2 separate regions of the Homo sapiens genome follow, and region 2 is linked to region 1. Evidence: chromatin loops called from intact Hi-C (ENCODE). Cell type or tissue: mammary epithelial cell. All regions are shown on one strand. Links, peaks and the distances in the headings refer to the core of each region. The heading gives the core; the rest is flanking DNA.

Region 1 (16,126 bases), core at 3,697-11,696:
GTGGGCAGATCACAAGGTCAGGAGATCGAGACCATCCTGGCTAACATGGTGAAACCCCGTCTCTACTAAAAATACAAAAAATTAGCCGGGCGGGTGGTGGGCGCCTGTAGTCCCAGCTACTCAGGAGGCTGAGGCAGGAGAATGGCGTGAACCTGGAAGGCGGAGCTTGCAGTGAGCGGAGATCGCACCACTGCACTCCAGCCTGGGTGGCAGAGCGAGACTCCGTCTCAAAAAAAAAAAAAAAAAAAAAATCTGTTGATTTGTTTATCTGTATGATATGGTTATCAGTTATCAATAGTATGGCCATTTTACATCCAAGGTGAGCATATTTTCTTTCATTCATTCATTTGTTCATCTAATCATACCTTCATTTCTTTATTATTTGAGTATTTATTTACTGAATAGTTGCAATGCACCAGATACTGTGCTTTATATCCATGACACTATTAAATCCCCAAAGGTAAGTTTTGTTATCTCCAATTTAAAGATTAAGAAAATTGATAATTGGAGAGGTAAAATAACTTTCCCAAGGTCAAGCAGTCAACAAGTACCATGTGGAACTGTAATTGGAACTCAAAGATGGCCATTTGCAAAGCATATTCTCTTAATAGTCATAAAGATGTACCACCGCCCCAAGCCAGTGTGGATTTAACATATGGTTGACTCAGAGTCATGTGACAAATTAAAATCAACTTCAGTTGTAATAATTATAAAAATCATAATAATGACCTCCTCTGTGTTGAACCTACTTAAAAGAATATTTTAAATGTCGGCTGTGTATAATAACAGAGCTGTACATGGTTGTTCTCAGGAGGGTAAACGATGATCAAAATGGCAGATGTCAACCACTCTCGGGTCCACTAAGGATGCCAAGTCTTCTCATATTTCCCCACATTCACAAGGGACCTCTAATTTTAACAGTGTTTGATTAATAGCACCATGGTACCGACTGCAGAGGCAAGGCGTTCAGGAGATAGACAGGCACCACTGTTTCCTGGAGAATCAGACCCTAAATTCCCCAGTTCATTGGCTTCAGTAATAACAAGCCCTTCTTAAGTCCTCCTGGCTCTAAAGGCAGCTGCTAAAAGAAAACCTTTAATTTATCTGGAAATGAGAGGTTTATGGTTTGGAAACCTTGATATTACCTAGAAATTGGATGTAAATAACTGAGATTCCAATCTCATAATATTAGATCACATGGTAACTCTTAGCCAATCAAAAGGGGCAAAGTGGGATGCTTGCAGTTCCTTTTTGGCCTAGGAAAAGACAGATTCAAATTAACATCTAAATGTAGGAAGGAAGCACATTGAAAATTCCAATGGTAATGCTGTTATTTAGTATCAAGGAATACTGATTCCTAAAGTCAATTGCCTAGTAAAGAATCAAGAAGGTAAAAATATAAGCTATCTATTTATTCATTCTTTTGAGGTAACAAAAACTAATATGAGGTAAAAAAAAAAATCACTCTTCTAGGGTTGTTGATGGACACCTCTTACCCTAGAAGGAGGGTGAGTTTTTCTCTTGGAGGATCTCAGTGACACTGGGACAATTAGATAATGGTTAGAGAGAGAAGGACACACCTCTAGATTAAAGGTGATGCTTGAACTCCCATGAACTCAAATATCCCTGCTGGTCTTTGGTTTCTCACTACCAACACTGGAGTTTGAGATTTGCTCTCTAGCTGAATCAAATAGAAGTATATTAGGTGAACACCTTGGGGGAGCTTTAAAAGTAAATTCCAGCGATCTTGCCTTGAGACAGCTGCACAGTCAGGAGCTTATGTCGTTCTCGTCTCATCACTTAATTCCTGCCCGAAACAGAATTTAGAGATGATGTCTCTCATCTCTAAGATGATTAGAGATCATCATGAGATCAGAAGTGACAGTTTCATCTCCCCTGGTCACAAGCAAGTGGCCTCAGAATTTCTTCCCTCCCACCAAGGGAAGAGGCACAGTGACAGTTGTGTCTGAGAACAGAACTTGACACATTAAGTTCAAAAATATCTTCCACCCAGCAGTATCCTTCTTATGACCACTTCATCCGGGAGTAAAATTATCTTTTTAAAGTGGCACTGGAGTAGAAATGGTTTCAAATTCTCCACTGCCTTTAGTTGGTAGTTTGCAAAGTGTTTCCAACCCAGCATAGTCACTGAGCCAGTTTTACCTTCACCTCTCTTCTGCATACTGCCTGTGAATAAGGCCCTGTGCATAGAGCACTGTGCATGTAGTCCTGTTCCCTACACAGCACCTAGAAAATAGTTGGTGAACCAGCCACCAGAGAAGGTCTCCTTAGCATTCTGTAAAACCGGGAGGAGGGAATGGCCCTACCTTGTGTTTCTAGGCAGGCTTGTTTCATGCAGACATTGCCCTCAAGAGCAAGGTGAGAGGCCTTTAACAGATGTTTATTGAATGAATTAAAGGTGGTTATATATTCTGGTTTGCAGCAGGGAAACAGGGAAAGCAGGCAGTACATTGGGAAAGGGAGGCTCTTCTTAGCCCTATTTATATCCTGTCTGCCTGTGGTCCCACCTGCTGCAAGAAGCTGCTGATCGTCCCTTGTTTGCTCCTGAAGGGGGCAGGGATGCTATAGAGTCATGTTTAGCATTTAAATTCATCCAGTTTTCTCCATTTCTTCTGCTACTGTTTTATCTCCTCACCGTCATCTCCTGCCTGCCTCGCCCTTTCACACTAAAGCCACAGCAAACTTTCTAAAGTGCAAGTATAACTGCCCCACATTCTTTAGGTCCTGTACTTTAGAACTTGTATATGTACATTCCCTTGCTTAGGGTACTCTTTCCATCCCCACCCACCTTTGCCTGGCTGCCTGCTTCTCATCTTCGTTTGTTATTATCTTCAGGAATCCTTCTCTGATCCCTGCTTGGCTGGGCTACCCACTCTGTCACCCTCCCTGAGTCTTCCAATTACATTCTTTACATCCTTCTTTTCAGCATGTGCTTTCATTTGCTGTGTTATAATCCCCTCTCCCTCTTTCCCCTCTTACTTCCCCCGACCTCTCCTCCTTCCCTTTCCCTCCACCTTTTCTTCCCCTCCCCGTCCAGTCCACCTAACCCTTTCTCTTCCCCTCCCACCTCTGCCTCTCTCTCCCTCTGTTCCTGTTGAACTATGAGCTCTATAAGGACAGAGACAGGGCTTTATTTACTATTGTATCTCCAATGCTTAGACCAATCCCTGACACACAGTTGGTGCTCAGTAAATATTTGTTTGACAAATAAATAGAAAAATCAGGAAATAAGAATTTTCTACCCTGCCAGATTCCATTGGGTTATTTAATGTAAAGATTAGCAAGTAATATTTCAGTACCATTGGCCCTGTTTATCTACAGCTTCCACATCTGAGGATTCGACCAACCTTGGATCAAAAATATTCAAAAATTAAATTAAATTAAAAATAAGAATACAGTCATAAAAAATAATACAAATAAAAACCAATAACTTATAACTGTATTTACATAGCATTTACATTACATGAGGTATAAGTAATCTAGAGATGATTTAAAGTGTACAGGAGAATGTACATAGATTGTATCCAAATACTGTGCCATTTTATATCAGGGAATTGAGCATCCTTGGAGAGTTCTGGTACCAATCCCCCACAGATGCCAAGGGACAATTTTACTCCCATTTGTCTTAGAATTAAATGGAAGAAAATTAAAGCCAATGTAAATCTCCACCTACTGTCTCTGTGCTGGCTTGTCTCCCTCGTCTTCATGATCCCATGAGGATAACAGTCTCTTTGCTTCTGGCTTCCATTGGTTTCAGCAGGAGATTGGAAGTTATAAAGAGAATGTCCTCACCCAGCCACTGACACGATCCTTTTACCTTGTCCTGTCATTGTGTATTTTCATTACCTGGAATAAATATTGGGATGCTAATTAAAAGTGTTTACAAATATAAAATTTGTGGGCTTATTGCTGCTACTTTGTTTGTGGGTGGGGGAGAGAGAAAGAGTAAGAGATAGGGAGAGAGAAACAGAAATAGGAGCTGGTTTAGAATGCCTATCTTTGCATTTCAGAAAGAGGAGAAAGGAGTATTTTTGTTTGAAAAGTAAAGGTGTTATAACAAACTCCCTTATTTTGCACATATTTTAGGAAATCTCTGATTGGAAGGAGTGATTTAAATGGGAAACGTTCCAAAATAATCACTAAGGAGAACATCTCTCAACCACGAGGAATTGCTGTTCATCCAATGGCCAAGTAGGTATTTGTAAAAATAAGGCACTGCTCTGCAGAGGTCATGTGACAGTTCATGGTTGATATGCTAGTGTCCAAAACCAGAAACCAAGAAAATCCATGCAATTTGTTCAAATCTTCAGCATGAATTCCTCATGCTTTTAATGTCTTGATTTTCTATTCTTGTATAATAATTTTATTGTTAATATGCTCTTTTAAATAAATTCAGTTTGTTTTTGAAAGAAAAATGCACTGTAATTCATTAACCAACTAGACTCAAGCTCATTCATCTACTTTCTTTAAAAATTTGCATTGTTGTTTACTGAGCAGAAAAGGATATTTGGATTATATGACTTATAGATTCTGTTTAGAAAAATCACAAGATATAGGTCATTCCTAGATTTTAGATGACAGAAAACAGAAACTGTGAAAGGTTAGAAGACTGTGCTGTTAATTGTGAGTTAGTGACACATTTTCATTTACAGATTAGAGATTTAAGGACAATAAAGAATTTCTTCCTAGTTGTTAAAAAACAAAGATAAAAACCAACCCTATTTTATTTACACTGGAAATTTCACAATGATTTATGGGAGATAATATATTGATAGTAGTTGATAATTGATTTGGAGCCAGCCAAATGATTAAAACTGTGAGAACGTAACCATTTCTAAATAGGCCAATAAAAATTATGAACCATATTGACTTCAAAAAAAATGTGCCCAGCACCTGATTTATGGAAGTTGAAATTAACTGAGTTAATAGAGTACATTGCATAAAACTGGGTAACAGATAAATATGATCTTTCCTTTATGTTGTAGTTTTACAAATGCAGTGAATTTTACATATGCATAACAGAAGAACAGGCGAGCAAGATTTCATTGCCTTTTTGCAGTACAAAATGCTAATTCAAGAATATTTTACTCAAGCCTATTTACTCATGACTATTTTATTAGTCATATATTGCAATTTTTAAACCAATTTCTTTTTTAATCTAATGATCTGAGCTTTAATTCAACATTTCTTTTCGAAGATGCTTTACATAGACAAGTTAATTGCTCTGCATTTCAAAATTATTTGCCGAACATACAGCGCTATCTCTTCTTCTGTATTCCTTAGTGTACCACTTTAGTATATCATGAGGTAATTTACATTGATATTTTCAATGATGAAAGAACAGAATAATTTATTTCATGCAGATATTATTTGTTGTGTGCTTTCTTGATTAAAGGAGATTATTCTGGACTGATACAGGGATTAATCCACGAATTGAAAGTTCTTCCCTCCAAGGCCTTGGCCGTCTGGTTATAGCCAGCTCTGATCTAATCTGGCCCAGTGGAATAACGATTGACTTCTTAACTGACAAGTTGTACTGGTGCGATGCCAAGCAGTCTGTGATTGAAATGGCCAATCTGGATGGTTCAAAACGCCGAAGACTTACCCAGAATGATGTAGGTGAGGCTTTGGGATGGGCGATTTTTTCATCTTGACTGAGTGTTTATGAGTGTTAAATACAAAATATGTTTACACACACACACATACCACTTAGCCGTATGGGTGAATATGGAATAGAGACAGACTTCTCCAGGGAATCATGAGCTGCAAAGCTTACCTTAACATTGGAATACGGGGTAAAAAATAGTGTTGCGTAATCATTTCTCTTTCTGAGAAGTCCCAAAATCAGAATGAAAATATTAAAATTTTCTAAACTCCTTTAGGAATAAGAACTTGGTTCAGCTGTTTTCATTTCTTATGTTTTAGAAAAGTTGTTTCACAACAGTGATATTATAGGCAATTTTAGGCATGAATGAATGTCAGTTGATAACTTGTGCAAAGATTAATATAGTTTCCTCCCCTATTATTTTCAGATTTTACATGGGGTGTCATATATTTTCATAAATATCTTTAAAACATTGTAGCTCATGCCAGCTGTTAAAAGAAGTACAAAATGGCAATGAAATAAGCAGTGGGAAATTTATTTTGACTCCAGGAATGTACAAAGACAGTATTTAAACTGGGCCATGTGGTAAATAGATGATGACAAAAGATTATAAGCCTGCAAAAATTGGCCTTTGTATGTTAGTACTACCAGGATATGTTGACTAAACTTAAATTCTGAATTTAGTAGAGGGGCATTGAATGTTCTTGCACATAAAATGTATATGTTAAGATTGGCATCTCTGGATAGCTGCTTAGGTAAAGTATAGGAGTTCGATTGGAATTTGGAGAGAAGGAAATCTGTTAGAAGCCTATAGTGGTTGTCCAGGCAACAACTGGTGATGGTCTGAGTTTGAACATTGTCATTTAAAAATGGAATGAAGGATTATGATATTAAAAATTATTGTGCATAAAAAATTAAGAGGATTTTGTAACAGATTGCATATAGAAAATGAGAGCCAGGGAAGTGTTGAAGATGCTTTGGAGAGTTAGAAATTGGTTGGGAAGATGAAAAAACATGGTTTCTCTCATTTAGGAAGAAGCTAACCAACTAATAATCTGTATAAGATACCTATTTTGCCCATTCTCTTTGGCTTAAGATAAGTATAATTTAAAATTTTATGTATTTATAAGATTCTCTAAAAATTAAAGATATACTTCACAATAAGTGATATGCTTATGCACAACCTTAGACTTTATCATCCTTTTACTTCAGGGGTATTTATTGACACATTACAGGAACTGAAGATACAGTGGAGGGTAAAACAAATATGATATCTGCAAAGCCAAGGAATCTAGTGCAGAACACATACATTACTAAAAAAAAAAAAATCATCCAGGCTGGGCATGGTGGCTCACACCTGTAATCCCAGCACTTTGGGAGGCCAAGGTGGGAGGATCACTAGAGCCCAGGAGTTCGAGTCCAGCCTGGCCAACATGGCGAAACTCTGCTCCACTAAAAATACAAAAATTAGCTGGGCATGGTGGTGAGTGCCTGTAATCCCTCTGCCACTCAGGAGGCTGAGGTGAAAAGATCACTTGAGCCTGGGATGTTGAGGCTGTAGTGAGCCGTGATTGTGCAACTGTACTCCAGCCTGGGTGACGGAGTGAAACCGTCTCAAAAAATACAAAAACCAAAAAATACATCACCCAAATAAATGTAAAATTGTATCTTTGACATAAAAAGGTAGAAAGGAATTTGAAAATTTCTAACCCGAATGTGAGGACACTATATTTTAAACTAAAAAGCATAGCAGATACTTTGTGTATCATTTATATTGCTACTATATTGTATGACTAATACAACTATTGAAGGCCATTATCAAATAATTTTATATTAAATTATGTAAGTAACATTCCCATTATTACAGTGCCATCTACTGGTATATATGTGGTGGCTTCCCAGCTGCCAGTTAAGAATTTCTTCTAAGAGTGGATGTTCCATGCTGTTACCACAAAAATGATAACTGAGGTAATGCATTTGTTAATTGGCTAGATTCAGCCATTCCACAATGTATATATATTTTAAAACATCATGTTGTATGCAATAAAAACATATAATATTGTTTGTACATTAAAAATGTATTTTAAAAGGTTGAAGATATTCTTAATTTAAAATGCAATTAATTGTGGTTCTTCTGTAAACAAAAAATAAGAAAGATTATGTCTAGTGTGAGGTATTTGTTTAAACACTATAGCTAATTCTAACATGTGCTTTAACATGGATTAATTCCTGAGGACATTATGCCAAGTGAAATAAGCTAGTCACAAAAAGACACGTACTGTACAATTCCAATTATTTGAGGTATCTAGAGTAGCCAAATTCATAGGAAAAGAAAGGAGAATGGTGGTTTCCAGGGGATGTGGGAGAGGAAATGAGAAGTTGTTTAATGGACATAGAGTTTCAGTTTTGCAAGATGAAAAAATTCTGGAGATTGGTTGTACAACAATGTGTGAATGTACTTAACACTACTGAACTTAGAAATGGTTGAGCTGTTAAGTTTTCTGTTATGCTTTTTCACCATGATAAAAAAGAACTATAGCTATGTTAAAAATTCCCTTGCTGTACTTAAGGCTTTAATTTGGGACAAAGGGCCAGAGACTAGAATGAATCTTAATGACCCTGATCAACAATGATAAGTGGAGACTCATTGTAACCAGAACAAGTTATTTGAGTTTGCCACCAGTAGGGGAAGACATTCATTCTAATCTGTCAAATCCATTGTTCGTTTACAAAAAGAGTGGTCTGTGGGAATGTGAGTAGCCTTGATTAAAACATCCAACTTCAGCCTCCTTAGCTTTAGTCTCTAACCACCTGAGATAGAACGTTAAAACATTCCCTTGCGTATTCAATACTTGCATGCCTTCTCAGAGCAGTTCCAGTGGCACAGAGAGGTAGGTTTGGTGAAGGTGGGCTCAGAAAGATGCCCACTTACTGTTAGTAGGAGGCATGAAAATGGAGGCAGCTGATAATAAATGACTCTTTCAAAAATGTGGCTAAAAAGGGAAGGAAAGAGACAAGGAGGAGCTAGAGGGGTCACGGGGATGAGGAAATGAAGATGGGAGAGAGGTTATAGTAGACAGAGGGAACAAAGCTAGTGGAATGAAGAGAGGGAAGATGTAAGAGAAAGGGGGTGGTCGTTGATGGATCCAGGCCCTAGAGAAGGCAGGAAGGGTGACATCAGGGGCACAGGTCAATATTAAATAAGGAGAGAGGGGAAAGAAGGTGGGGGACTAATGCAGGCAAATGTGTTGGTGGAGATGGGAATGTGGGGAGACTCTTATACAATTACCTCAAATTTTGAAAAATCCTTACAAGAACTTGTGAATTTGATCTACCCCTTATTACTGCTGCTCAAAAGAGTAGGAACCTAAGGCAAAGAGTGGTAAGATAAGTTACTCGAGTTTAGTCTATAAGTAGCGACAGATGTACTAAACAAGGAAAATTCCACCTTTCTCCTTCATGGGGCTAGGACGACAATCAGCCCACATTCTCCCACTCTGCAACTGCTGGGTGATAGTGGGCCTTGCTGGGACCTCATGCCACTATGCTCCCATTCTAAGGTGACGTTCCCTCCTCATGTGGGCTTTCCTTGAGGCAGGTGTGTGAGTCGGTGGCTCACTCATAACTTGCTGAGTAGCTAAAGAGCTGATTTAGTGTAGGAATGTTGTGTAAATTTCAAGCCTTGTCCTTTCGTAAATAGTCATTGCAAAGACAAAGAAGGTGTATTTAACAAACTTGAATTGTTTCCAGGTCACCCATTTGCTGTAGCAGTGTTTGAGGATTATGTGTGGTTCTCAGATTGGGCTATGCCATCAGTAATGAGAGTAAACAAGAGGACTGGCAAAGATAGAGTACGTCTCCAAGGCAGCATGCTGAAGCCCTCATCACTGGTTGTGGTTCATCCATTGGCAAAACCAGGTACATACTGGAGATGTTACACAGTCTTTCCTTGGCTGGAATCTGCAACTGTTTTAATTGTTTGATGTCATGCAGTTGGCGGGGGGGTGGAGGGGATTTTGTAACTTTCACTAACTGTGTAGATGTTAAGATTTTCTAAGATTTAAGTTTGTTTAAGACAATCTGGTAGTTTGGTAATTGGGGCTTTATCCCTCCAATTTCACCTCTTTTCTTGAACAACTTTTACTTACCTGCTGCATTTCGAAGAGCCTTGGGTTAAGGCAGGCAATTTAGACACCGGCAGTGGAAGCTTCTGTCGACACTTGGACCTTTCCATACCCCTGAGGAGTGAGCAAATGGAAAAGGCATTTCACATTTTATAGTAGCTCTTCTTTCTGAATTGCTCTTTGTCAGTTTGACTAGATGATGAGTCAGGAAATAAGAATCACATTTGACTAAAGAGCTTCTTGAAAAAAGTGCTGGCTATACCCAGTACTAATAAGGTAATAACATTCTGGGCTTATCTTAGAATCAGTGGCTCCTTGGGGGAACTCTTCTGAAATAGCTATTGATATACCCTCTATTTAGATACACTGCATTTCTCTCCCTAAAAGCTATAGCTCCCTAAAAGCAAGCTGTAGACTTGCATTAATGGCATCCTTTTCATCTTCAAACCCACTTGTGAATTTGTTTCTTTTCTCTACTAGGAGCAGATCCCTGCTTATATCAAAACGGAGGCTGTGAACATATTTGCAAAAAGAGGCTTGGAACTGCTTGGTGTTCGTGTCGTGAAGGTTTTATGAAAGCCTCAGATGGGAAAACGTGTCTGGCTCTGGATGGTCATCAGCTGTTGGCAGGTAATATAATAAATTATGTGGCAAATTACCTAACGTTGGCTCAGAAATACAGCTGTACATCAATCTTTATGCTTTTGCTGATTTTGAATATTTTGGATGTTAAAAGTTCTCCTGTTTTTAGGAATGCTAAGAATTTGTTTGTTTATTTGTTCTCTTCTGCTGAGTTTTGAGTTCCTTATTACAGGCAAAATTCAATTGACCTCTAGTGGTAACAGTCTTAAGCTCCAAGCCCTCCACCTCCCCATTTATAGTGGAGTGGGTCCCAGGCTTGGAAATAAATGCCAAAATGCTATCACCTCACAAAAATGTTCAGCGATATTTTGTTTAGAAGTTTTATGTCCTCAATTTTAGAGGTAGTAGTATATGATCTCTTATCACATGACAGGTCTTAATAAGAAAATCAAAGTCCTTTATAAAAAATAACTTCAGGATATCAGACAAATGTGGGAAATCCAGCCTGAGAAGGCTTGTGATGTACTTTTTTACAAACTAGATATGACTTTGAGGAAGAGGAAGAGTAAACCAAGTGTGAGGTATAACCAGTAGTACTTATTTGCCTCCCTTGAATGTGCACCCAAACAATCTGGGCATCTGTGGATTCATCCCTTGATATCTTTCTAGCAGAAATATACCAAAGATAATTTACATTTTATTAAATTTTTTAAAAATTTATATTTATCTGGTAGGCATGGTGTAAATATAAGTAAAGTAACAGATTGATGAAAAATAAACAAAAGTTATGCAATGAAAAAAAGAGGCTAGTTTCAGCTCACAATTCAAAATTTACTTATGTTTTTCCTCTAGCTAACCATCATAACTTTAGTATGCACTGAAAGAATTTATATGCATTTCTTATTTTATTACATAGAGTGTTAAAAAGCTGTGTAGTCAATGGTCAAGAGTTTTAAAAATTAATAATTCTTATTGATTCACAACAATCTTCTTGTGAAACTGGGTTTTATTTTTATTTTTTGAGACAGGGTCTCCCTCTGTTGCTCAGGCTGGAGTACAGTGGCATGTTCATGGCTCACTGCAGCCTTGGCCCCACCCAGGCTCAAATAGCTGGGACCCTACCTTAGCCTCCTAGTAGCTGGGACCACAGGCATGCACCACCATGCCTGGCTAATTTATTTTTATTTTTATTTAATTTATTTAAATTATTAATTATTAATGTATTTAAATTATTAATTTATTTTATTTTATTTTTATTTTTTGTAGAGACAAGGTCATGCTATGTTGCCTAGGCTGGTCTTGAACTTCTGGCCTCAAGTGGTCTTCCCACCTCGGCCTCCCAAAGTGCTGGGATTATAGGTGTAAGCTACCCTGCCCAGCCAATTTTTTTTTCTTTTTCTTTTTCTTTTAATTTTTTTGAGACAGGGTCTTGCTCTGTCACCCAGGCTGGAGTGCAGTGGCAAGATCTCAGCTCACTGCAACCTCTGCCTCTAGGGTTCAAGAGATTCTCCTGCCTCAGCCTCCCGAGTAGCTGGGATTACAGGCGTGCACCATCATGCCCAGCTGATTTTTGTATTTTTAGTAGAGACAGGGTTTCACCATGTTGGCCAGGCTGGTCTCAAACTCTTGGCCTCATGTGATCCACCCGCCTTGGCCTCCCAAAGTGCTGGGATTACAGACATGAGCCACCGTGCCCGGCCTTTTTTCTTTTCTTTTCTTTTCTTTTTTAATATGAGTGTGTGGCAGTGAAGAGCTCAGCTACTGGTAGAGTTTGCTGTCATTTCCTTTTTCCATACTAAGACACCAGCTGTTGCCCACATTCCTTTTGCCATATCAGTACAAATGTGAACATGGTGGAAAAAGGCAGTTAACTTTATAGTATTATTATGAAAAGAATTATGACTTTAGGGACATTCTGAAGGATGAGCCCAGGGTTCTGTGGATCACAGTTTAGAAAACTGCTGTCTTACAGAATCCATTTCTCCCCTGTTCTGAGAGTGGGCAGTGCGAGAATCTTATGCCTGTATTAAATCATGACTTTTTAATGTCCTTTCATATTATAAGATGTAGGTAAAATCAGGCTAAAATAAGCATGAAAGCAGCATAAAGGAGGAAGCATGTGTATGGAAGACAAGTTGGGAAGATCATCTATTTTGTCCTTAATAACCGTGGGCTGTGATTATGAGCTGATCATGTCCCTGAGGGTTTTGGTATTTTACTCTTGTTTTTTGCCAGTACCTGAAAGAGTCCTATCTTTCTTCCGTACTGGTTCCTTATCCCCCGAATCATTAAGTGCTCAGTGAAAATGAGAGGGTGTGGGATAGCAGGGTGAGGTTTACTAAGTTACCAAGACCCTGACAGTTTCTCTGAATCCTCTTACTGTAAGAATGAGTCTGAACTCACAACCAATGAATAGTCGTAAACATAAATGAAATCAAACTTTTTTTTTGAAACAGAAAAGCTAAATTTAATTGCATCTATTGACCTTCAATAGGTGGTGAAGTTGATCTAAAGAACCAAGTAACACCATTGGACATCTTGTCCAAGACTAGAGTGTCAGAAGATAACATTACAGAATCTCAACACATGCTAGTGGCTGAAATCATGGTGTCAGGTATGAATAACTAGTTCTCCAATATACCTTTGGTTCCAACAGTTTCCATCCTACCAATGAGAAATTTTGAATTACCTTTCTAACTTAATATTGCCTAAGTTCTACACAAGGCTAATGAAACCAAACCTTGGACTCAAGTCTGTCTCTTCTGAATGATGTGCCTGAGAAAGATGGCTGCATATTAGTCTGGACATAAACAGGACACCTTGAGAGTCTTTGGGTGTGAGTCTTTGTTCTGTGAAGAAACAAAGTAACTTGGAAACAAAAGTAAAACACAGGACAACATATTTGAATGTATTTCCATCCACCCCTGATATTTTTGGTATTTGGTCCACCTTGCTGTTTTTCTATTAGCCTGAAAAGTTGATAGTAATTGATAAACAAATATAGGTTGAGCACTTCAATTGCTGCAGAAAGTCCACAAACAGCAAATGTTGGAATTCTTTTCTTCTGTGTTGCACATTTGTCACTAAAATGCCAAATCATGTGTTCAGTATGTAACAACTTTAGGGAACTTAAGTCTTTCTTGTTCCATATTCACCTAGGAGGTCAGTGGTTTTTCCAGCTGGGTTCAGCTCAGCCCTAGAGCTTCTGCAAACCCCATCCTTTCACTTTAGGTCACTGCCCTTCAAGCAGTGCAATTTGACTTTGAAACATTTTATTTGTTTGTGTTACTAAGTAACACTTTAACAAGATGTATGTGGCAAAAAAAAAAAAGGAAAATATTTCAAAACTCCACATTAGGACTTTTAAGGAGATGCTTTACCCAACTTTTGTGGTCTGCAAACTACTTTGTTGATGTACGTGGCTCTGGGTACCTCTTACCTCACCTTATCAGTGTGATTTTTTTATAAGATATAAATAAGGAGGTTCATAATTTTAGTAATAACAATAACATTTGCAGAGAATGTTAGATTATATATACAGTCATCCATCTGTATCCACAGGGGATTGATTCCAGGATTCCCAAGTATATCAAAATCTGCACATATGCAAGTCCCAAAGTCACCCCATGGAACCCAGGTATACAAAACATCAGGCATCGGTGTAGGCAGGTTTCACATCCCACCAATAATACTGATCTGTGTTCAGTTGAAAAAAATCCAGGTATAAGTGGACCTGTGCAGTTCAAACCCGTGTTGTTCAAGGGTCAACCATAATCTCTAATTTGATCCTCATTACAAATCAGTTCACAGATATGAAAGCAGAGAGACTGAGATCTATTAAGTTAGTGACTTGACCAAAGGTTTTTGAAAATTATGACCAAATAATTAATTAATGTGAAAATAAGACGTTCTGGAAAACTTCATTAACATTAGGAATATAGTGTGTTTAGCAATTTATTTGGCATACACTGTGCTAAGTGCTGGGGATACCAAGATGAGCTAAATACCATCCCAGTCCTCAAGGCCACAGTTAGTTGTGGAGACAAACAGCATGAAAGAATAAAATACTTTAAACCAATGTTAGGGATGTAGAGAACCTTTGCAAAGTCACCAGGAATCCCTAGAGATTCATAGAGCATATTTTGAAAGACTAATGGTTGAGGGACTGAAAGACTAAGATAAATGACAGATAGGTGGGAATGGGGGAGTGATTAAGTGACCAAAGTATTTGTGAATTTGGCTTAATACCTGGAGCCTAGTACAGAATAGAGGGAGCTGATTGTCCTGGTGAAAAACCCCTCATCTTTCCATACCTGGATTGTGTTCTGTGTTGTCCTAGCTTGTGAAGTCTTACTTCCACCTAAGTCAGGCTTGGGGGTCTAATTTCTGTTTCAGAGTGAGATTTCACATCAACAAAGTGTCTATGGCTAAAAGACAATGTGAAAACTCCACATTAGGATTTTAGAGTATAATCTAAAATTCTTAACGTGGCCTTTTGGGCCCTGTATGAAACAACCTTTAGACACCTCCCCAGCCTCAACAAGGGCTCACCAGCCCTCTTGCCTTCGGCTTTCTGTGGCCTGCTTCCCTCATCCTGGCCTTGTTTCTAACAGACATGGACATGTGTGCTAGTTGTTTTTTCAGCCCATGGTGTGTTTCTTAGCCCTTCAACGTCCTGTGTGTCCTTCGCCCTCTGGCTCAGAAAGCCTTTCCTAGTTCCTGACCGGGCTAGGGCTGCCTATTACAGCTCTCTTAGAACCTCACTTCTGCCCCTTGATCACATTCATCACACTGTACTTCAATAACTAATTATGCAAAACAGCAGAGCCTTTGTCAATAGCAGAGCCCTATTCTTCACCACTGTATTTTTGCCTCTCAGGAAGGCCTAATATGTAGTAGGTACTTTCAAATGAATTATATTAGTTTCACTAACAGGACCTTGGGTCTCTTCTAGTGTGATAAGGTTAATTCTTATTTAAATTATCACAATATCTTTCTTTGTCATCCTTATTTAAATATGTATCAAAGAGAGTTTGATCAAATATTTGACTAAATATCTTGATCAAAGGGGTTTTTTTTAAGGTCACTTTTTATTCTAGTCCTTAGAACCATCATGAAAAATAGACCTGGCAGAAATTGTCACTGCTGTTTTAGAGAAGAGGAATGTGAACACAGGCATTTATTTCTTCCAGAGCTTCTTTGTGGCAGAAACAACAACAACAACTTTGGCTGTAGCCTGTCCCTCCTACAACTGCATAACTATTGCTTTTCATTACGCACAGCTGCCTTGGGTTTGCATGTTACCAAGTAAATCCTGAATCATATTCTAATTTAAGATAATTCTGCAAGTGATTTAAAACATCTTGGGTAATCGGATACTGTCCACTCTACACTCTGAGCAGCCTTGTGATTTGGGAGCTAGTCTTCCAAATAAATGCTGAATTAAATGGATAATTGATTTGGTCTGATCTTATCCATCTCTAAGAGTCATGAGTGACAGGAGATAACCAAGCAAGCATGAAAGGCATCTGCTCCCACAAGAGAAATCTTCTCGCTCAAGTAGCTAAGCAAATCAAATGCAATTACCCAATGTCTGCATTCACATGCCACCTGAATCCTACTTAGATCATTTAACTTTCTTTAATTTATCGGCAAGTTTGGAGGGCTTTTTAAAAAATCTCTTCTGTACTAAGATGAGCAAGCTTACCAGTGAATAGACAGATGATAAATTATATCCTACTGTGGTATGTCAGATTCCCCCAACTCCAAAAAGGTAGGGCAGAGTGGCATTTGG
Region 2 (16,126 bases), core at 5,441-13,440, 430 kb before region 1:
GAGAAATTTGAAATGAAGGCATTTGTTAATACAAGATGCAACGCACAGCACTCTGTCTGAGGCTTTGGTAAAAAGTAAAGGGGAAGAAAGAACTTGACAGATCTTTTTCAACTCAAATTAATGGTAACGATGATGCTGTTTCACCAAGTATATTTTGAATTGGTTTCTACACATTTCCAGTAGTATGGCAGTACAGTGCTCTGTTCATTGCAAGCTGGCAAATTTATGTAGCTATGTGGAATGATATGTCATAATGTAAAATTAGATAAATTCTTTTTTCTTATAATTAATATAACATTTCTGGACTTGAACTCTGGCAAGAGATGCCAAAAGGCATTGGTACCGTGTTATTTGTTTATATGAATTACTTTTTAACAAGGAATGTTTCTTATTCATTAAATGAATTCAACATTTTCTCTGTAAAAACAATAGAGTTTCAGTACATGAACTATAGAAAAAAATCTATATATAATGTACATAAATGTTACATTTGTAAAGAAAATGTAAAAATGTAACTATAGCATATGAATTGCTTAAACTGTGCTGCATTGTTGGATGACAACTCTTTTTGTCACAGTTAGAGAATGAGGTTGACTAATGCATATTATGAATTGAGTCCACAAAGGAACACAAAACTCTTTGTAATTCTGTTAAATCTTTTATGTAGATTTATTTATGATCAGCCTACTAATTAAAACTATTTCGCTTGACAGTATGGTTTGGTGATTTTTTGGGGTTTTTGTTTGATTGGTTTTTTGTGGGGATTGGTGGGTTTTTTTACATACAGGATGTATTGAATTTACTAATTGGGGAAGTGCAGTGATACTGCATTTCAGTTAGTAATATATATGAATCAGGCCAGGCGCGGTGGCTCACGCCTGTAATCCCAGCGCTTTGGGAGGCCAAGGTGGGCAGATGACTTGAGGTCAGGTGTTCATGACCTGCCTGACCAACATGATGAAACCCCATCTCTGCTAAAAATACCAAAATTAGCCAGGGGTGCTGGCGGGCACCTGTAATCCCAGCTACTCAGGAGGCTGAAGCAGTAGAATCGCTTGAACCTGGAGGCTGAGGTTGCAGTGAGCTAAGATCACGCCACTGCACTCCAGCCTGGGCAACAGAGTGAGACTCCATCTTAAAAAAAAAAAAAAAGTAATATATATGAATCAATACACTTTCATTAGTCTGTGGACATTACCAAGTACTTATTCTGTTTGTATTCTAAAACAAATGGTGCTACTTTCAAAAATATTCTTAACTAGTAAGTATAATCTTAAATTGTCTTTCTTATTTACATTAGATATTTTTGCCTGCACACTTATAGCAAGAAAATTTTAGTAACACATATCACTATCCCATTTATTTAATTGACTTTAAGATTGCCATCTTGAATTTTGAAAGTGATTTTCTTCTGATCAAGAAACCTCTCATTCACTAACAACTTATTTACTATAAAAAACTCTTAAGGATCCATTAGATTATGGGACATAATTTTATTCTGTACACTATGAAAGTCCCCATCAACAAACTTTGGAAGGAAAAAGACTCTGCCAGGCATGATGGCTCATGCCTATAATCCTAGCACTTTGAGGGACCAAAGCAAGCGGATGGCTTGAGCCCAGAGGTTCGAGACCAGCCTGGGCAACATGGGGGAAACCCTGTCTCTACAAAAATACAAAAAAATTAGCCAGGGATTGTGTGCACCTGTAGTCCCACCTACTCAGGAGGCTAAGGTGGAAGGACATCCTGAGCCGAGGAGGTCAAGGTCGCAATGAGCTCTGACCACACCACCGCACTCAGTCTGGGAGATAGAGTGAAGCCCTGTCTCAAAAAAAAAAAGAAAAAAAAAGAAAAAGGCTTGCTGTGTAGTGGGTTATTTTTACTGTTTTTGTGCTTTCATGGATCTCATTTCTTTGGATAAAAATAAAAGTACTCTCACATTCCCTGCTGGAAATGAGAGGTTAAATGACTCACCCTAAATGACATTACTTACTAATTAGTGTCAATGCTAATAGTAAAAATCCAAATGTTCTCCCTACCCACAACCTACTCCCACCCCACCCCCCACCCACAGGACCATACTTGTCCCTATACCATGCTGCCTCTAGCAAGAGAGAATCTGAACAGTAAGAGAAACTAAGCCAGGCATGGTGGTGCCTTCCTGTAGTCCCACCTATTTGGGAGGCTGAGGCAGAAGAATCACTTGAACCTGGGAGGCAGAGGTTGCAGTGAGCCGAGATTGCACCACTGCACTCCAGCCTGGGCAAGAGCCAGACTTCAACTCAAAAAAAAAGAGAGAGAAACTTTAGTACTCTAAGGGCAACTAAATACTGCAATTTTACCATAAAAAGTATAATTCTTCTTTATAAAAGACAAAAATCTTTTGTCTGGATATTTTGTCTCTCATTCAATAAATATTTGTAAGCATTTAATGCTTGCCAGATATTGTTCCAGGCACAAAGTAAAATCTTCACTTCCACAAAGCTTATACTCTGAAGTGAGAACGTAGAAGACTGGGGAGAGGCAAAAATCATTTTATATAATTTGTAAGTGTGATATATAATTCTATGTAAGTATAGTGAATGTTATGAAGAAAAATAAAGCTCGGAAAGGAGATGGAAAATACTGTTTTTGATAGTGAGCAGGAAAGGCTCTTTTAAGAAGATGAGAGTTGAGCAGAGAGCTAAAGCCACATAGATACCTGGAACAAGAGCTGTCCAAATAGGAGAACTTTGTGGTAGATGAATGTAGAACTTACTTTGCGAGTGCTCTTTTCTCTGTGAAAGAAGCAACAGAATTATCAGCTGAAAGGGTGTAAGAGGGTTAGAGGTTTTGCAAAATAGTCTAGGAGAGTAAGATGTTGAATTTACTACTGGTATGTAATAGGATTGTGAGGACCCATCTTGGGCTGTGAGTCGAACTTAGAATGAAACTAATAAGCATAACTGTACCTCTTTCCTCTAGCTATGTTCAGTGCTTGGTAGGAAGTCGGATTTAACCACAGTTGGCTACAAGGAACAGAGGAGGAGCAAGAGAATTTAGGATGTATACAAGGGAGTGACTCATTTAAGCTACAAGAGCACAAAATGGGTGATGGATAGTGATGGGTAGAGATGGGTAGCGGGCTTAGTTGTTTGGAGGTCCCATTGAGGTTAAAAGCTATTAAGAGTATAGGTGTCAGAAAGAATGAGTTGGAAAGATAAAATGTAGTGGTTAGGATATGAAAAGCTTGGAATTGAGATTTGGGAGAAGTTTAGATAATGACAAGACTGGGGGAATGAGTGGTTGAGATGTTATTAAAGGTAACTAGAGGTAGGGAGGTGAGAACTTAGAGCCCAGGATTTCAAATGGATCATCTATTTGATTATTAAAATTATCCCCAAAAAATGACAGGAATAATGCTGGGGACACGGAGACTGTAAATGATTGCAATAAGGAGGAGTGGCAAGGGGATATGCTGAGGACCTGAGGTAGGCAAGGAGGAAGAAGAATCTGGATGCCAACAGAGGAGTAGAGGGATGCCTGCCTGGGGTTTAGGATCAAACACAGCCGTCCTTTGACAGGTTTGGAGGAAGGTAATATCCTCAAGACAGCCAGGTTTCAGTTAGCGTGTGTGGAGACTGACATAAACCAAAATATAGGCACGACGAGAGTAATCCTGATGGGAGGTGGATAATCCATTCTCATTGCCTCCTTATGGGACAAGTCTCTTTGGCCATTTGCTTTGTGAGGCAGGGAGTGTTGGGTGAGAGGAAGGGGTATGCTTGTCAGGAATTCTGTGAGCTGCTTTTTCAACTAACTAAAAAAAGGTAGTGGTTCTTAGTGTTATTGGTAGGGATGGGATCAGAATTTCCTGGGCGAGCTTTTTGGATACCTCAATTCATATTCACTACCTGATTAGGGGCTTGGCCAGAGATACATTAAAATGCATACATTAATGTATTAAAAGTATTCATACATTAATATGTATATATGTGTGTGGCAAATACTATTTGATAGCTATTTGGGGATTTGACTGTTACATATTCAACTTGTGAGGCTAGGAAAGGCACATATTAGCAAAGTGTTATATTAAAGAAACCGTGAGCCCTCCTCTTCTAAGTATCTTCTCACTAAAATACTTTTGAAGACATAGGAAAAGAAGAAAACTCACAACAAAGTTGAAAATAACATTGCAGACATCATCTAGATAGAACTAAAAATTACTGAAAGAAGACAATTTATGAAAAAAATAAACACTCAGCCGGGTGTGATGGCTCACGCTTGTAATCCCAACACTTTGGCAGGTCCAGGTGGGAGGATCTCTTGAGGCCAGGAGTTTGAGACCAGCCTGGGCGGCACAGCAAGACCCCATCTCCATAAAAAATAAAAAATTAGCCAGTTGTGGTAGTGTGTGCCTGTAGTCCTAGCTGCCTGGGAGGCTGAGGTGAGAGGATTACTTGAGCCCAGGAGTTTGAGGCTGCAGTGAGCTACAACTGCACCACTGTAATCCAGCCTTGATGACAGAGCAAGACTGTCTGAAAGAAAAAAAAAAATACAAATTTTTAAAGAAAAAAAATAACACTCAAGCCCTGTTTGGCACATGAAACCTGAAAAACAAAAATAGAAGATACTACATAATTCATTCATCTTTTGCCTCTGAATTCAGAGACAGGATCTGTATCAACCAGCAAATTGGTATCCTCCTCCTGCCTGCATTCTTATAATAACCATAAGAAGTAAGTACGTAATATAAAACAAGTGGGCAGGAAGTGTGTATGTGTACTTGGCTTAAGTGGAGAAGGTAGCCATAATCAGGGGACACAGAAGCTATTAATGTATTCATTGCCTTCAGATTTGGCATGGGCAGATCCAAAAATTAATTATTTTTTGTTTCCTTTAGTAAACAATGCACAGTTCTGTGGATTTTTACTTTTGGACCAATCAGCATTACTTACAAGTACTTACTAGTAATGTTATTACTTACTAATAAGTGAATTACAAAGGACCACTAAAATTTGTTTCCACAAATGAAAATCAGTGTTTTATTAGAGTTTGCTTAGGATTCTACTTATAAGATGCCTGGTCCCTGTACAAGGTTTGTAATTTTGCAAGAATGCACAAAAGTGTATATACAGATACTGTCACACAGCAGGTCAGACAACTGACAGAAACTATCCTACGGTCAGTACTCAAGCATTTTCTTATGAATGTATTATCTTGTTGGGAGGTGTTCATGGTTTTTCTGCTATTTTTGCATTTCAGATATGTATTATTTTAGCTTGATAGCCATTGAGATTGCTATAGATTATTTGATTTGTATATAATGATGTATGTATGCATATTTCACTATATTTTTCTATTTTTCTATAACTGGGTTTTAAATATTTTTGGTAGAAAAATAATTATACTTTCATTGCTAAAAATAAATATGCATAACCTACCCCTCTATATTGCTTATAACATTTTGATGATGTAGCCAGTGAATATGTGCTAATTTAAATAACTTTTATATAAAATTAAGCCAACTGCCGTATTATAACTGGTTTCTTTTTAACTTAATAGGATATTGTTTTATAATATTAAATCATATGTTTAAGCTCATTCTCTTTAAAAATAAACAATAAGCAATTTCTATATATTCCTCTCAAGTCTTTATTACTTAGGAATTTGCTTTAGAGCAGGGATTGTATTTTGGATTTTCTTTATACTTCTTATCCCACTTCACATATCCCCAGGTACTCTTCCCAAGACAGAATACATGGCAGAGACACATTTAAATTTAATTGAACAACTGCAAAAGCTTATTAGCCTTTCTTATAGTGGAGTCATTTCACAGTGACCCTTGGGAAATCTGTAAAACATTATACCAGTTAGGAGGACTTTTTCCCATTCTTAATGAAAGTTTTTATGGATCTTTTTCCCCTGTAGTCAATTTCTTTCAAATTCTGCTTCTTTGGGGCTTAGGTCTAATGACTTGCATAGTAACAATAGGAAACGCCTATTACATGCACTTCCTATGGAACCAGAAAAATTCTAATAGAGTGGAAGATACTGTGTCTCTAGCCTGTCTCCTATTAGTTATCAAAAGCTGGTAAGTAAGTAATTATGTGCAGAGTTAGGAATAATAGAGGTAAATGGAGAAATGGATGAATAAGATGTTTAACAAGAAAGGTCAAAACTTAAAGCTGAGTTATTTAATAACTAAGACCCTGAGTACTGTGTTCACAAGCAAAAAGTGGTCTTTCAAAAGGTTTTTACCAAAAATGTAGTGAACCTAAATCGTCTTCATAGCATTTATGGCACTCTTTTGGGTCATAATCTGGGAAGGAGTGAGGACAAAATTGGGGTGGAGAATGAGTAGGAACCAGAAGAATAACTTTGAAAGGAAAAGAAGGTAAATGTACATCATTACAGGGGCTGTCCTTTGTTCACATCCAGGCTTTGCAAATGCTGCTCCACTGCTTGGAAAACACTGTCTTTCATTCCCTTCCTGGCTTTCTTAGCACTTACTCCTCCTTATCCTTCAGAATTCAGCCTAGGGATCATTACCTCCTGGCAGCTTCTCCTGATGGCTGTCTCATCTGGGTTAAATACTCCTTCCTGTGTGTATCCATAACACATTCTCATCTCTACTGTAGCCCCCATCAGACTGTGTTACAATTGACATTCTCCCTCAAACATGGGAACCAGGTTCTCTTCGTCATAGTGCCCCCTATACCTGACATATAGTAGGCATTTAGTAAATGTTTGTTGAACCAATTTTTCCTAGAGACAGGGTCTTGCTAGGCTAGAGTGCAGTGGTATCGATCATAGCTCACTGCAGCCTCAAACTCCTGGGCTCAAGGGATCCTCCTGCTTCAGCCTCCTGAGCGGCTGGGACTATAGGCATGTACTACCATGCCTGGCTATTTTTGGTAGAGACAAGATATTGCTATGTTGCCCAGGCTGGTACTGAACTCCTGGGCTCAGGCGATCCTCCCACCTCAGCCTCCCAAAGCACTGAGATTACAGGTGTGAGCCACTGTGTCCAGCAGAACCAATGTTATTCCAAGCTAGACAGAAAATGCATTGAAGACCTGTGAATAAAAATAAAGACAGTTTCAGTTGGATAAGAGGAGAAACATACTATACTACACTAGATAGAAATTGAAAGAAAATCTGACATAGAATGAGAATGGTGCCAGAAGGTAGATAATAAACCTTATGAAAATTCAGGAGTATACCACCTCAAAGTTGAGTTTCAGTGGTCTGGAGCATCTTGCAAAATCCCCACTAATGTAGGAGACAAATTGCTGCTCCCTGTGCCACCTTCTATAATGCGAGGCACAGTGCTTGGTGGCTTTTTTTTTTTTTTGGAAGCTATGTATACAACATTTCAGTGTGTCACTGTACTCCATTACCAAGTAACCTGTAAGGCTGCCAATCTGAGGTGTGGTTAGAGCAAAAGAAGCCTCTACATCAACTCAGACTTCAGTGCAAACTGCTTTGCCACATGGGCTTTATTGACCCAGCAGATCCAACTTGGGAGTGTCTGCGGCAAATACAAATGCCACATCAAGCCTCAACTGGAGAGTCAGACTTCTCTAGGGTTTTAGAGCAGAGCCATACCCTCTTCTGCAAAAAAACAAAAAAAAAAAGCAAAAAAAAAAACTTACCTTTGTGAGAGAAGCTCTTATATTGCTATTAAGCTGTCTACTACAGGATGTCAAATGTCCTTGGGATCTATGCTGACCAGTGTGAACCAAGCAGTAGAAGTGAACATGCACAATAGCGATCTATCGTTAAGTGGCAGCTTAACGTTAGTATATAAGGGATTAGGCTCAGCAGATCCTGAAGTCAGTTGCACGAGCTGGCAGCTCTGACTCATGACACCTGCTCCTGCTGCATGGCTTCCTTTCCCTGCATTCGCATTTATGGCCTCATGGGGATGTTTTCCTATAATCAGTTAAGGGAGAAACTAAAACCTGAATTTAAGACAAAGTGCTGGCATCAACTGGTCTGCTATAGTATTAGTCTAATAATAAAGAAATCCTCTTTGTGGGCAAAACTTCAAGCAGTACATTGATCGCCACTTTGTCTAGACTATATAGATCTCAAAAGATGTAGATCTATGTAGCTTCATAGGCAATGGCAAATGACTAGATGACAAAGGTCTTGGTAGGAACAGGATTAGAAAATTGGTGACAAGGAGGTTTGGAGAAGAGGGATTTGAATGAACGTCACGAAATGGACACAGCAAATGAGATAATTATGTTCCATATCAATGCACCCCAAAGGGCATCTGCAGCAAAATTTGTCCATCTCAATCAGGTGGAGAAGGTGACCCATCCTGTGAATATCAGCCTCTTTCTGTAGCCACCCCAGTATTTGCTCAATGGTTCATGTACAAAGTTGCCATACTTGTAAAGATAGAAGCTATGTGTGGGCTAAATATTATGGATGTCCCTTCACCAAGGCTGATCTGGCTACTGCCACTGTTATTTCTAAGCATTGTCAGCTGAGACCTTCTTTGATTCCTCAATATGGCATCATTCCTTGGGGAAAACTAGTAGCCACCTGATATGTTGATTACATTGTACCCCTTTGATCATGGAGCATTTGTCCTCAATGGAATAGACAAACAACCTGGATATGGATTTGCCTGCCCTGCTTGCAGTGTTTCTGCTACCACCACCATCTGTGGGCTTACAGAATGCCTTCATCATTGCCATATGACCTCCACAACATTGCTTCTGATCAAGGAACTCATAGCAAAAGAAGTGTGTTAATGGGAATTCACTGCTCTTACTACAACCTGTCACCCTGATGTGGTTTGGATTTGTGTCCCTGCCCAAATCTCATGTCGAATTGTAATCCCCAAGGTTGGAGGAGGGGCCTGGTGGGAGGTGATTAGATTGGATCATGGGAGCAGATTTCCCCCTTGCTGTTCTTGTGATATTGAGTTCTTATGAGATCAGATTGTTTAAAAGTGTGTAGCACCTACCCCTGATCTCTCTTCCTTCTTCTCTGGTCATGTAAGACGTGCCTGCTTCCCCTTTGCCTTTGGCCGTGATTGTACATTTCCTGGGGCCTCCCCAGTCATGCTTCCTGTACAGCCTGTGGAATTGTGAGTCAGTTAAGCCTTTTATGTCTAAATTACCCAGTCTCAAGTAGCTCTTTATAGCAATGCAGGAACAGACTACTACATACCCCAAAAAGCAGCTGACCTGGCAGAAAGGTGGAATGTTCTTCTGATGACTCAGTTATGGTGATGGTTGGAGTATCATCCTACAGGATACAGTATATGCTTTGAATAAGCAACCAACATTTTTCCCCTGTAGCCAGACACACAGGTCTAAGAATCAAGAATTGAAAGTGAAATCATTCCCTTAATATAGTCCCCAAATTTTAGGGTCTTAGTTTACAAAGGAGAGATGCTTAGTTCTCAAAGGGACACAGCAATGTTCCCACTGTATTGGAAGTTACGAGTATTACCTAGCCATTTTGGGTTCCTTTTGTCAACAACCAGAAGAAGAATCATCCTGATTATGAAGAGGAATTGATTTGCTGTGACATAATGGGGCAAGGAGGACTATATCGAAAATCTAGAGGATTTTTCCAGAGTGCCTCGTAATACTTCTATGTTCAGTACTAAAAGTTAAAGAAATATAGCAGCCTAATAAAAGAATGGATCACTAATGATTCAAACTCTTCAAAAGTAAGATTTGCATCTCCCACCAGGTAAAGAATGCCAACCAACCAACATTCCGTACTGTGCTGAAGGGAAATTAGAAGACAGTCTGAGAGGTATAGTGGGAATAAATTTGATAGTGAAAAAGAATTCAGTTCTAGCACTGGATCTGTCACATTATGTTAGACTGACTGTAATAGAAAGAATATGGGTTTGCAAGCCAAACAGAACAAAATTTGAATTATAGTTCCTCTGTTAGCTGTGTTACCTGGGGTAAGTTTCTAAACTTCTCTGAGCTTTCATATCCCTACTAGAGAATAATGGTTCCTTGGTAAGAGTTTTGTGAGAATTATATGGAACGAGTATGTAAAGTTTCTTGTGCAGCACCTTACTTGTAGTAAATACTTGATAAATGGCAGTCAATGTCTTAACAAAATAACAGCACAACAGTAATAATAGTAATAATACTCCCACATTGAGCCTGCCCTTTGCCCTCCTATCACTTTCCACCTTCACTGCAATTATTCCACACTGGACATGGAAAACCAAAATATTATCATGTGGGCTGCTGCTACCTCCACTTTTACTGTGATCGATGTATTAACTACACTTTTTTGCTTCAGACCATCCAGTACAGATGGGTATACAGAAAGAAGCAAGTAGTCTTAGTTCATTACATGTACATAACATCAGACTTCAAAACTCGATGCTCACCAGTAAGTCACAATTGTGGGTTTTTTTTTGTTTGTTTGTTTTTGCTATCAGGTTTATTCCAAAAAGACTTTCTCAGGCTTTTGACCTATCTCTTTATTACAATAGTGGTTATGACCTCTTAAGCCTCTGAGCCTGTAAACATGCTGTTCCTCCTGCTAAGAACTCATCTTTACTTTTTTATCTGGTTAGCTGCTCTTCCTCCTTCAGTTATTAGTGTGTACTGATGCCAGCCTGTCCCTTACCACTAGCTTAGGTGGGGTCTCCCTGCTGTATGTTCACATAGCCCTTGTAGTTTTACTCTTATAACCTTTATGTCACTCTACTTAATTACTTGTTCACTAGGTGAACAAGCTTCCCCACTAGGTTCTGTGTAAGGAAGAACACAGAACTCATCTTTAAAAAAAAAAGTTCTTAAGTGTCAATTTTTTAAATTTTTTTTTATTTCAATAGTTTTGTGGGGTACAGGTGGTTTTGGTTACATGGATAAGTCCTTCAGTGGTGATTTCTGTGATTTTGATGCACCCATCACCATTACCCAAGCAGTATACACTGTACCTAATATGTAGTCTTTCTTTCTTTTTTTTTTTTTTTTTGAGTTGGAGTCTTGCTCTGTCACCCAGGCTGGAGTGCAGTGGCCAATCTTGGCTCACTGCAACCTCTGCCTCCCAGATTCAAGCGATTCTCATGCCTCAGCCACCCGAGTAACTGCGACTACAGGCACACACGACCATGCCCGGCTAATTTTTGTATTTTTAGTAGAGATGGAGTTTTGCCATTTTGGCCAGGCTAGTCTTGAACTCCTGGCCTCAAGCGATCCATCCGCCCCGGCCTCCCAAAGTGCTGGGACTACAGGCATGAGCCACCGTGCCTGACCCCACTATGTAGTCTTTTATCCCTCACCCCCACCCAACCTTCCCCACACCTGAATCCCCAAAGTACATTATATCATTCTTACATCTTTGCATCCTCATAGCTTAGCCCCTGCTTATAAGCGAGAACATACTATATTTGGTTTTCCATTCTGGAGTTATTTCACTTAGAATAATGGCCCCCAGCTCCATCTAAGTTGCTACAAAGGACATTATTTTGTTTTTTATGGCTGAGTAGTATTTCATGGTGTGTGTATATATATATACACACCACATTTTCTTTATTTACTTGGGTGATGGGCATTCAGGTTTGTTCCATATTTTTGCAGTTGCAAATTGTGCTTCTGTAAACGTGTGTGCACGTGTCTTTTTCATATAATGAATTCTTTTCCTTCGAGTAGATACACAGTAGTGGGATTGGGATTGCTGGATTGAATGGTAGATCTACTTTTAATTCTTTAAGGAATCTTCATATTGTTTTCCATAGTGGTTGGACTAGTTTACATTAGCACCAGCAGTATAAAAGTGTTTTCTTTTCACCACATCTACACCAACATCTATTGTTTTTTCACTTCTTAATTATGGCTATTCTTGCAGGAGTAAGTTGGTATCTCATTGTGGTTTTAATTTGCATTTCCCTGATAATTAGTGATGTTGAGCATTTTTTGATATGTTTGTGGGCTGTTTGTATAAGCTTTTGAGAATTGTCTATTCACATCCTTTGCCCACTTTTTGATGGGATTATTTGTGTTTTTCTTGCTGATTTGTTTGAGTTCTTTGTAGATTCTGGATATTAGTCCTTTGACAAATACATAGTTTGTGAATATAGAAACTCATCGTTTTTATTCATCACTCTACCATCAGCCTAGAACAGTGTCTGGCAAATCCTCATGTACTACTAACCACAAGTTTGTGTGTTTCTATTATTTTTAAAAGTGGCTGTAGTTTTTTGGGGTTTGTTTTTTTGTTTGTTTGTTTTTTTTGAGACAGATTCTTGCTCTGTCACCCAGGCTGGAGTGCAATGGAGTGATCTCGGCTCACTGCAACCTCTGCCTCCCAGGTTCAAGAGATTCTCCTGTCTCAGCCTCCCGAGTAGCTGGGATTACAGGTGCACACCACCATGCCTGGCTAATTTTTTGTATTTTAGTATAGATGGGGTTTCACCATGTTGCCCAGGCTGGTCTCAAACTCCTGAGCTCAGGCAATCCACCCACCTCGGTCTCCCAAAGTGCTAGGATTATAGGCGTGAGCCACTGTGCCCAGCCTAAGGGCGGTTGTAGTTTTAAAGTCCTGTTTTATTATTGATCTATTAAATTTATTCAGCAGATATTTGAGAACCTACTACTTAGGTGCTGGTGATAGAGCAGTGAACAAAACAGACAAGGTCCCTTCTGTCATGGAGCTTACATTCCAGTTGGGGGAGACAGATTTTAAAAGTATGTAATATGTCAGGTAATGATTAAATGCTAAAGGGAAAAAAAAGCAGAGTAAGGGCTAACTGGCAGGAAGTAGAAGTTAATGCAACCAACCGCATCTCAGCTCACTGCAACCTCCGCCTGCTGGGTTCAAGCGATTCTCCTGCCTCAGTCTCCCGAGTACCTGGGATCACAGGTGACTGCCACCACGCCCAACTAATTTTTGTATTTTTTTAGTAGAGACGGGGTTTCACCATGTTGGCCAGGGTGGTCTCGAACTCCTGACCTCAGGTGATTCACCCGCGTCGGCCTCCCAAAGTGCTGGGATTACAGGTGTGAGCCACTGCACCCAGCCAACCCCATTTTTAAAAGTTTTTTTTTTCTTTTTTTTAAACAAGAGAAAATAGATACATGTTGGTCAGTGCTAACTGTCCATATTCACATAGACACACAGTGTACTTTCTGAGCCCAATATACAGAGAAAGGAGGCAAGAAGCTAGAATTCTATGCACTGCTACGCAGGAGCCTAGCACCCTCCAGCTTCCAGCAGAGCGAAGGGAGCAGGTTTTTCTTTTTTCCCACAGAACTTGGTGGTGTTGATTCCATACAGTTTTTATTCAGACAGGAAGGGATAAAAATGAATTTCGAACAGAAAGGGGTAGAGACTCTTTTCTCAATGTAGTCTGCTCAAGATATTTCCCCCAATTAAGTGTAGAGAAAAGAGACCTCAAGAATAGGGCGACTGAGCACAGGAGGCAAAAACAAAACAAAATAAAACAGACTACAACTTGCTCCCAGGGACTGGAGAAAATTTAAAAAGGGGAAGGTTGGAATCCATCAGTATTCTATTAGTCATCTCTTTCATCCTTCTCTCCTTCCTCCCCTTCATCATCATCTTCTTCACCTTCATCTTCATCCCCTTCTTCATCAGTGTCTTCTAATCCTTCCTCCTCCTCCTCATTATCATCTTCTCCTTCTTCATCATCCATATGGGGAACCAAGTAGTACTGTAATGGGTTTGGCCAAATATCATCTTTGATGTCCTCTCCTAAGTCATCGGCCCCTGCATCAGAATGGTCAGTAAACCAGGTCAAGAAGCTCTCTGGTGCCTCATGCTGCCTCTTCCTGCTGGCTTTATTCTGCATTTGACTTAAACGTTTCGTCACATCCTTTCCAGATTTCCATTTGATTTCAGTGGATTTTGAAGATGGATTACCACTCTCATTCAGATGAAATTCTTTGGAGAGAACTTTATTTTCAAAGTAAGGATTTTCATCAAAATAAAAATCTACTCTGTAACCTGATTTAATATCTTCAAATTCTGTCACTTCAACTCTGGTCAAATAATGCAATGTCTCTTCGTTTTCCTTCCCAAGCAGTGCAGACACTTGTAAATGATTGCCAAATGTTGTTACCCCCAAATTTAGGATTTTAGAGATCAATTCTGACCTCTTCTGAAAAAATGGTTGGCGGAGTTTGTTATATTTCTGTTCTACTTTCAAAATCTCCTCATTGTCTTGTTCATTAAGTCTGTCTATTTCATTTTGTATTTCATCAATGTGTTCAATTGCTTCTTGCTGTTCTTTTTCGCCCTTCTTTGGCAAGCCTACAGAGGCCGAAGTCTCCTCTGGTCTCAGAACAGGAGGTGGTCTTGGTGTCTTCTTTCGAGACAGGAGGGAAGACTGGCATTTGGGGGCCAGGCTGCTAGGGAAGCCCAAGAACCAGACCACCAGTCTCCTTGCTCAGGCAGAAAACTCCAATTTCTTATATTTAATTTCATGAACATAGCTTATATGTTAGCAAGTTTAAGGTCATTTTTGAGATTCCCTTTGAGGCCCACCATGTGGGCATTACATTGTGAATCATCCATATGTGTTTGAAATAATGTGTACTCTCATTTGGGTACAGAGTTCTTTAATACTCTATTAGCAATGGAGGTCCAGGACCTGGAGACAGAATAGGGAAAGGAATATCCTTCTCTATTTACCATTAAAATTCTATCAAAGTGGGAGGCCCAATGGATAACAGGAGTATTCCTGGAAGCCATTCCTACGTGGGCATGGCTAGCAATATCTTAACAATACATAGAAATGACCATGAACCACACAAAAATATCCCACTAAACCCAAAGTAAATGTATCTCCAGCTCAGCTTGCTCTTTGCTTCCTAGAGAGACAGAAAGTAGATTAGTAGTTGCCTGGGGCTGGAGGTAAGAATGGAGAGTGAGGCAAATGAGCCTGAGGAATCTTTCTAGAGTGATGGAAATGTTCTAATTGATTGTGGTGACTGTTGCACAACTCTGTAAATTTGCCAAAAATAACTTTTAATAAATGAAAGTTACGATATGTAGATCATACCTTAATAGAGCTGTTTACAAAGTTTTTTTTTTTTTGAAAAGCGAGATCAGAGATTCGAATGTGAAAAGGCTGTGACATATAAGTAATACTTATGAACTAGCTCACATTGAGTAATCGTTTTGTCTCATCAAGAGTCCTATATACTGTGGGAAAGTTTGTTGTGCACCCGAAACATCTATGTGTGCCGAGCGACTTTGTGGACAGTGCCTCCCCGGTAAACCCGCTCTGTCTGCAGTGTCCGGAGCTTCTCCCACAGGAGTTTGCTAATCCCACCTTTGTGGCCAGATTCTGTGCTGCAAAACGGACATCTCCTCCCCCTCTTCTCCATTCCCCTCCTTCCTAATAAGACTCTTTTCTGGAGAACTGAGGTCAACATCAGATTTCAAATATTTAAAGTGGATACAAAACTATTTCAGCAATGCAGACAATTAGTTGCATTGTTGTGGTCAATGCAGTTGTTGGTAAAACATGTCTCCTGATATCCTACACAACAAATTTCCATCCTAATAGATACAGACTGTTTTTGACAACTATGCACTCACAGTTAGGACTGGTGCAGAGCCATATACTCTTAGACTTTTAATTCTGCAGGGCAAGAAGATTATGACAGACTATAACTCCTGAGTTATCTACACAGATATATTTCTAGTCTGTTTCTCAGTGGTCTCTCCATGTTCATTTTAAAGTATGAAAGAAAAGTGAGGGCCTGAGATAACTCACCACTGTCCAAAGGCTCCTTTCTTGCTTGTCACAACCCAAATTGATCTCAGAGGGTCTATTATTGAGAAAATTACCAAGAACAAATAGAAGCCTATCACTCCAGAGACTGCTGAAAAGCCGGCCCACAACCTGAAGGCTGTCAAGTATATGGACGGTCCTGTACCCACACAGCAAGATCTAAAGAATGGATTTGACAAAGCAATATTGGCTGTCCTGGAGCCTCCAGAACTGAAGAAGAGCTGGAAGCCTATGCTGCTATGAACATCTCTCCAGAGCCCTTTCTGCACAGCTGGTGTAGGCATCATACTAAAAGCAATGTTTAAATCAAACAAAAGATTAAAAATTAAAATTCATTTATGCAATAATGACAAATACCCTGCACCAACCCACATGCATCCA

What was found. Hi-C counts contacts between places; a loop is a spot of excess contacts. Peaks named below come from ENCODE experiments on the same cell type or tissue, not always from the same donor. Only the 100,000 strongest peaks of a DNase experiment are listed, where the experiment ranks them.
Region 2: a loop joins it to region 1, with 4 times the contacts of the local background. A loop is called at or near these places in 4 of 110 quality-filtered maps.

Annotation. Positions count from the first base shown.
Region 1 is chr4:109,970,596-109,986,721 of GRCh38, forward strand. It overlaps EGF (epidermal growth factor), which reads left to right. Exons shown (of 24, transcript NM_001963.6): 12 at 4,108-4,212; 13 at 5,417-5,640; 14 at 9,377-9,544; 15 at 10,231-10,380; 16 at 12,827-12,946. Among named protein-coding and RNA genes, the nearest start is that of EGF, 66 kb to the left of the region's middle. RefSeq lists an enhancer at 9,244-10,443. In mammary epithelial cell, for the core only: CTCF peaks have their summits at 7,504 (motif pointing left) and 8,323; a DNase peak (open chromatin) is centred at 9,906; H3K27ac peaks cover 1,124 bases.
Region 2 is chr4:109,539,745-109,555,870 of GRCh38, forward strand. SEC24B (SEC24 homolog B, COPII component) reads left to right here. Exons shown (of 24, transcript NM_006323.5): 24 at 1-1,152. It also overlaps the pseudogene SETP20 and the pseudogene CDC42P4. Among named protein-coding and RNA genes, the nearest start is that of MCUB, 12 kb to the right of the region's middle. RefSeq lists an enhancer at 9,013-9,072. In mammary epithelial cell, for the core only: no CTCF peak of the experiment used is centred there; a DNase peak (open chromatin) is centred at 9,077; H3K27ac peaks cover 1,312 bases.